2 separate regions of the Homo sapiens genome follow, and region 2 is linked to region 1. A link is an interaction called in ENCODE POLR2A ChIA-PET data of the cell type or tissue named here. Cell type or tissue: OCI-LY7. All regions are shown on one strand. Each heading gives the region's core, and the rest is flanking DNA. Links, peaks and the distances in the headings are about the cores only. Region 1 overlaps CMTM8 (CKLF like MARVEL transmembrane domain containing 8). Region 2 has its middle 10 kb from the start of MIR548AY.

Region 1 (2,913 bases), core at 242-2,741:
GCAACCATATTCGTGGGTTAAATATAACAGAAATCTTTAATTTTGCATGTTTTTAAAAAATAAAATGTGTATTGACTGTAGATAACTTATGTAGATGGAATTGTGTTAAGATATCTCATTCAGTTCTTTTCCAGTTAACCCTATGCTATTAAAATCAATTCATGTTGCTATGGATCCATCTATTCTGTTGCTTTGAATTGCTTTCCTGGTACTCCTTGGAGTGTGTAGCAGTTAGTATGCTTTGTGATGAACCATCCCAAACTTAGTGACTTAAAACAATGGTCACTCCTTTTTCGTGAGTCTGTGGGGTTGGTTGAGTGGTTTGGCTGATTTGTGTCTGGGTCTGCTGATCTCAGCTGGTGTCACTCATTCATCTGTGATCTGCTGGAGACTGCATGATTTAAGAGGTCCATGGCACATTGTTGTCATCCTTCATCAGTTTGGCCTAAACTTGGTCACCTGATGGCAAGGCCAGGAATCCAAGGGAGGAGAATTGTGCAAGGCCTATACTTGGAACTTGACCACAGTCATTTCTGCCATATTCTGTTGGCTAAACCAAGGCACGAGTCCAATCCACAAATCCAGTCTGGATTCAAAGTGTGGGGAAATAGACTCCACCACTTGATGGGAGGAACTGAAAAGCGACATTGCAAAGGGATGGTTATAGGGAGTTTAATTAGAGCCATTGATTAGTCAGAGTATGCATCCACCACCTTTTGCCTATTCACTCTTCCAGTGATGGAAGCCAAAGTTGATTCCAACTCTGGAAGCTGTGATAAATATCTTTGTACATGTCACCTTGTGGAGCTGTTTGATAATTTGGAAGCTATATTCTCAGGAGTAAGATTGCTGAGGCAAATGGTTACATCTACCTGGAATGTCTATAGGAACAGCAGAAGATGAGACTGGATACTTCCTTGTTGAGAAGTTGGGATTTGGTGCTAAGGTTTAGTGGGCAACCTTGAGTTTTAGGTAAGGTTAATGCATTTAGACTCATGTTTTAGAGGGATTATCTTGGCAATAGTGTGAGGGTTGGAAGAGACGGGTACTACATTAGGTCCTTGGGTGCCTCATTGGAAGCTGACTTAGGCCAGCTGAGAATCTGAATTAAGGTCATAAAAATGGAGAGAAGATGCCAGGCACAGTGTCTCACGCCTGTAATCCCAACACTTTGGGAGGCCGAGGTAGGTGGATCACGAGGACAGGAGTTTGAGACCAGCCTGGCCAACATGGTGAAATCCCGTCTCTACTAAAAATACAAAAATTAGCTGGGCATGGTTGTGGATGCCTGTAATCCCAGCACTTTGGGAGGCCGAGGTAGGTGGATCATGAGGACAGGAGTTTGAGACCAGCCTGGCCAACATGGTGAAATCCCGTCTCTACTAAAAATACAAAAATTAGCTGGGCATGGTTGTGGATGCCTGTAATCCCAGCTACTCGGGAGGCTGAGGCAAGAGAATCACTTGAAACCGGAAGGTAGAGGTTTTCAGTGAGCTGAGATCGCACCACTGCACTCCAGCCTGACCGACAAGAGCGAAACTCCATCTTAAAAAAAAAGAGAAGGTAGAATCAACCTGACCTGGTGGCTGACTGGATGAGGGAAAAGCAGGAGTCTAGGATGACTTCCTGGTTTCTGTCTTGGGTAGGTGGGGAGATGGTGTTGGCATGAGTTGCTGGGAATGAGGGAGAAAGAACAGATCCTCGGGGAGATGATAAGTAAGTCCTTTTTGGGCAGCATTCAGTATAGGAGACTGTGGAGTGGCAAGGCAGAGATGGCCAGAGAGCATACTTGCATGTGTAGGTATGTAGCTTGAAGAGAAGTCGAGGTTAAAGATGAAGATGTGGGAATTTCCAGTCAATGGGAGGAGGTGACTGCTAGGGGTGGGTTTGTCTAAGGCAATGGTTCTCAAACTTTAGCTGCATCAGAATCACCTGGAAGGTTGTTAAATCGGAGCTCCCCAGGCCCCACCCCCAGAGTTCCTGAGTCAGTAGATCTGGAGTGGAGCCATAGAATTTGCATTCTAACAAGCTTCCAGGTGACGTTGATGTTGCTGGTCTGGGACCACACTTTGAGAGCCAGTCTGGGGCAAAAGTACAAATGGAGAAGGCCCTGGCAGGCCATGTTCAAGGAGTGGGCAAAGGGAAATAAGTCAGCAAAGGCATTTAAGAGAGTTTAGGCTCTGAGAAGCCAAGAGAATACTGAGATACCCAGTTAAGACCATTCCTTTAAGCGGCTCAATTCAAAAGGAGAAGAGAGCAGAAAATAGAAGACACCACAGGGTGTTGAGGATTTTTCCTTACCATTTAATTGTTATCATAAGAGACTTAAGCATCCTTTCAGGATGAAAGAGTCACACCTCCTTCGCACTCTACCGACTCCATGTCTCTAATTTAGCACAGGGAGGCGGAGACATTCAGACTAAATGGTCCTGCTTTCCACAGCATCAGAAAACACAGAAGCAGATTCATGTCCACAGTGTGAGGGATGCTAGTGATATATTGTGAAGAAATAAAAAATCAAGCTACAGAAAAATATATTGAGTTGTCTTTATAGAGAAAAACAATTATGTGAAGTCCCCCTCCATATGTCTGCATGGTTATGCTTAAAAGAAAACAGATTTGCAGGAGAGCTCTTGAGCACACAGCTAAGCATTTCCAGCCCGCAGTTTCTTCTCCAGAACTTAGCTACTTGGATGGGACAGTGGAGAGTGCACTAGAGTTGGAAAGGGCACTGGCATGAGGAGATCGGGGCTCTATCATCGTTCATGAGTTCAGCATGACTTCACCTCTCTGTGTCTCAGTTTCTCCATCTGTAAAATGGGACTAATTATGGTACCTACCTCAGAATCATGATGAGGATTAAATAAGAATACATGGAAAGCCCTTAGAACACTGCAAGTTATGTATGAGGTA
Region 2 (2,913 bases), core at 89-2,588, 210 kb after region 1:
TATATTAAGATCAGCATAGGGGTTTTTCCAGGAATACAAAGGTGGCGTAATTTTTTTTTTTTTTTTTTTTGAGGCGGAGTCTCACTCTGTTGCCCAGGCTGGAGTGCAGTGGCACCATCTCAGCTCACTGCAACCTCCACCTCCCAGGTTCACGTGATTCCCCTGCCTCAGCCTTCTGAGTAGCTGGGACTACAGGCATCCGCCACCATGCCCGGCTAATTTTTGTATTTATAGTAGAGATGGGGTTTCACCGTGTTGGCCAGGATGGTCTCGATCTCCTGACCTCGTGATCTGCCTGTCTCGATCTCCCAAAGTGCTGGGATTACAGGCGTGAGCCACTGCGCCTGGCTGGCTTAATATTTTAAAAGGTAATGTAGGCCGGGAGCGGTGGCTCACGCCTGTAATCCCAGCACTTTGGGAGGCCGAGGCAGGCGGATCACGAGGTCAGAAGATCGAGACCATCCTGGCTAACACGGTAAAACCCGGTCTTTACTAAAAATACAAAAAATTAGCCGGGCATGGGGGGGGGTGCCTGTGGTCCCAGCTGCCGGGAGGCTGAGGCAGGAGAATGGTGTGAACCCGGGAGGCGGAGCTTGCAGTGAGCCGAGATAGCAACACTGCCCTCCAGTCTGGGGGACAGAGGGAGACTCCATCTCAAAAAAAAAAAAAAAAAAAAAAAAAGGTAAGGTACTCATACCATTAATAGAAAAAAAGAAAATAATCTCTATAGATGAAGACAGCATTTGATAAAATTAAACACCCATTCATGATAAAACTCATAGCATAAACTGACTAGAAAAAAAGCACTTCCAGGTGGGGCGCAGTGGCTCACGCCTGTAATCCCAGCACTTTGGGAAGCTGAAGTGGGCGGATCACCTGAGGTCGGGAGTTGGAGACCAGCCTGACCAACATGGAAAAACCTCATCTCTACTAAAAATACAAAATTGGCCCGGTGTGGTGGCACATGCCTGTAGTCCCAGCTACTCGGGAGGCCGAGGCAGGAGAATTGCTTGAACCCGGAAGGCGGAGGTTGCAGTGAGCCGAGATTGCGCCACTGCACTCCAGCCTGGGCAACAAGAGTGAAACTCCGTCTCAGACAAATAACAACAGAAAAAGAGCACTTCCTTTTTTTTTTTTTTTTTTTTTTTTTTTTTTGCCAGGACCTGTTCTCATCTGAGAGTACTTCCTTTTTTGATAGAGTCTCTACAGAAAGCACGCAGCAAATATACTTAATGGTGAAATATTGAAAGTTTTTACTCTGGGATGGGGAACAATTAAAGATGTTTCCTCTCACCAGTTCTATAATAATCTGTATTGAAGTATAGGTGTAATAAACAAGAAGACATTACAAAGGAAGAGATAAAAGTCATTATTTGCAGATTACATAACTACAGGTAGAAAAATCCAAAATAAATTACAGGCGAACCATTACATTAATAAATGAAGAGGTGGCCCGGTGTGGTGGCTCACGCCTGTAATCCCAGCACTTTGTTTGTTTGTTTGTTTTTGGAGACGGAGTCTCACTCTGTTGCCCAGGCTGGAGTGCAGTGCCGTGATCTCTCAGCTCACTGCAACTTCCTCCTCCTGGGTTCAAGCGATTCTCCTGCCTCAGCTTCCTGAGTAGCTAATCCCAGCACTTTGGGAGGCTGAGGCGAGTGGATCACTTGAGGTCAGGAGTTCAAGACCAGCCGGACCAACATGGCAAAACCCGGTCTCTACTAAAAATACAAAAATTAGCCACGCATGATGGCGGACACCTGTAATCCCAGCTACTCGAGAGGTTGAGGTGGGAGAATCACTTGAACCAGGGAAGTGGAGGTTGCAGTGAGCTGAGATTGCACCATTGCACTCCAGCCTGGGCGACACAGGGAGACTCCATCTCAAAAAAATAAAAATAAAATAAAATAAATGGAGGTAAAGTTGCTGGATGAAATCAACATGAAAACTGTATTTATATATATGAGCAACAAAGTAAAATGAAATCTTAGGCCGTGTGTGGTGGCTCACGCCTGTAATCCCAGCACTTTGGGAGGCCGAGGAGTGTGGATCACCTGAGGTCAGTAGTTCGAGACCAGCCTGGCCAACCTGGTGAAACCCGTCTCTACTAAAAATACAAAAATTAGCCAGGCGTGGTGGCAGGCACCTGTAATCCCAGCTACTCGGGTGGCTGAGGCAGGAGAATTGCTTGAACCCAGGAGGCAGAGGTTGCAGTGAGCCGAGATTGCATCATTGCACTCCAGGCTGGGTGACAAGAGAGCCAAACTCCGTCTCAAAAAAAAAAAAAAAAAGAAATCTTAGAAGGATCTTATTTTATAATACCATCAAAACCAAATACTCTCCCAAAAAGCAACGAAAAGGAGACACAAGAGTACACACTGAAAACTACAAACATTGCTAAGAGAAACTGAAAAAAAACCTATATATAATAAATGGAAGACTATTCTGTGCATAGTTTGGCGATGTTGTAAAGATAACAGTTATCAGCAGGGCGCAGTGGCTCACGCCTGTAATCCCAGCACTTTGGGAGGCTGAGGTGGGCAGATCACGAGGTCAGGAGTTTGAGACCAGCCTGGCCAACATGGTGAAACCCCGTCTCTACTAAAAATACAAAAATTAGCTGGGCGTGGTGGCGGGCACCTGTAATCCCAGCTACTAGGGTGGCTGAGACAGGAGAATTGCTTGAATCCAGGAGGTGGAGGTTGCAATGAGCCGAGATCGCACCATTGTACTCCGGCCTGGGCGACAGGGCGAGACTCTGTCTCAAAAAAAAAAAAAAACAAAAACGAAGTAACATTTATCCCCAAATTGTTATCCTCAATGCAATCCCAATAAAAATGCCAGAATTTCTGTGGCAATTGACTAATTGGTTCAAAAGCCCAGAAATAGATGTTTGCATAAATAAACAGTCAAATT

The links. ChIA-PET counts read pairs that join two places held together with the same protein. Peaks named below come from ENCODE experiments on the same cell type or tissue, not always from the same donor. Only the 100,000 strongest peaks of a DNase experiment are listed, where the experiment ranks them.
Region 2: POLR2A ChIA-PET joins it to region 1 with 20 read pairs; 3 of 35 experiments call an interaction of 5 or more read pairs at or near these places.

The regions. Positions count from the first base shown.
Region 1 is chr3:32,305,794-32,308,706 of GRCh38, forward strand. All of the region lies in intron 1 of CMTM8 (CKLF like MARVEL transmembrane domain containing 8), which reads left to right. Among named protein-coding and RNA genes, the nearest start is that of CMTM8, 69 kb to the left of the region's middle. In OCI-LY7, for the core only: no CTCF peak of the experiment used is centred there; no DNase peak of the experiment used is centred there.
Region 2 is chr3:32,515,410-32,518,322 of GRCh38, forward strand. No RefSeq gene overlaps it. Among named protein-coding and RNA genes, the nearest start is that of MIR548AY, 10 kb to the left of the region's middle. In OCI-LY7, for the core only: a CTCF peak has its summit at 792; a DNase peak (open chromatin) is centred at 1,152; H3K4me3 peaks cover 637 bases; H3K27ac peaks cover 1,100 bases.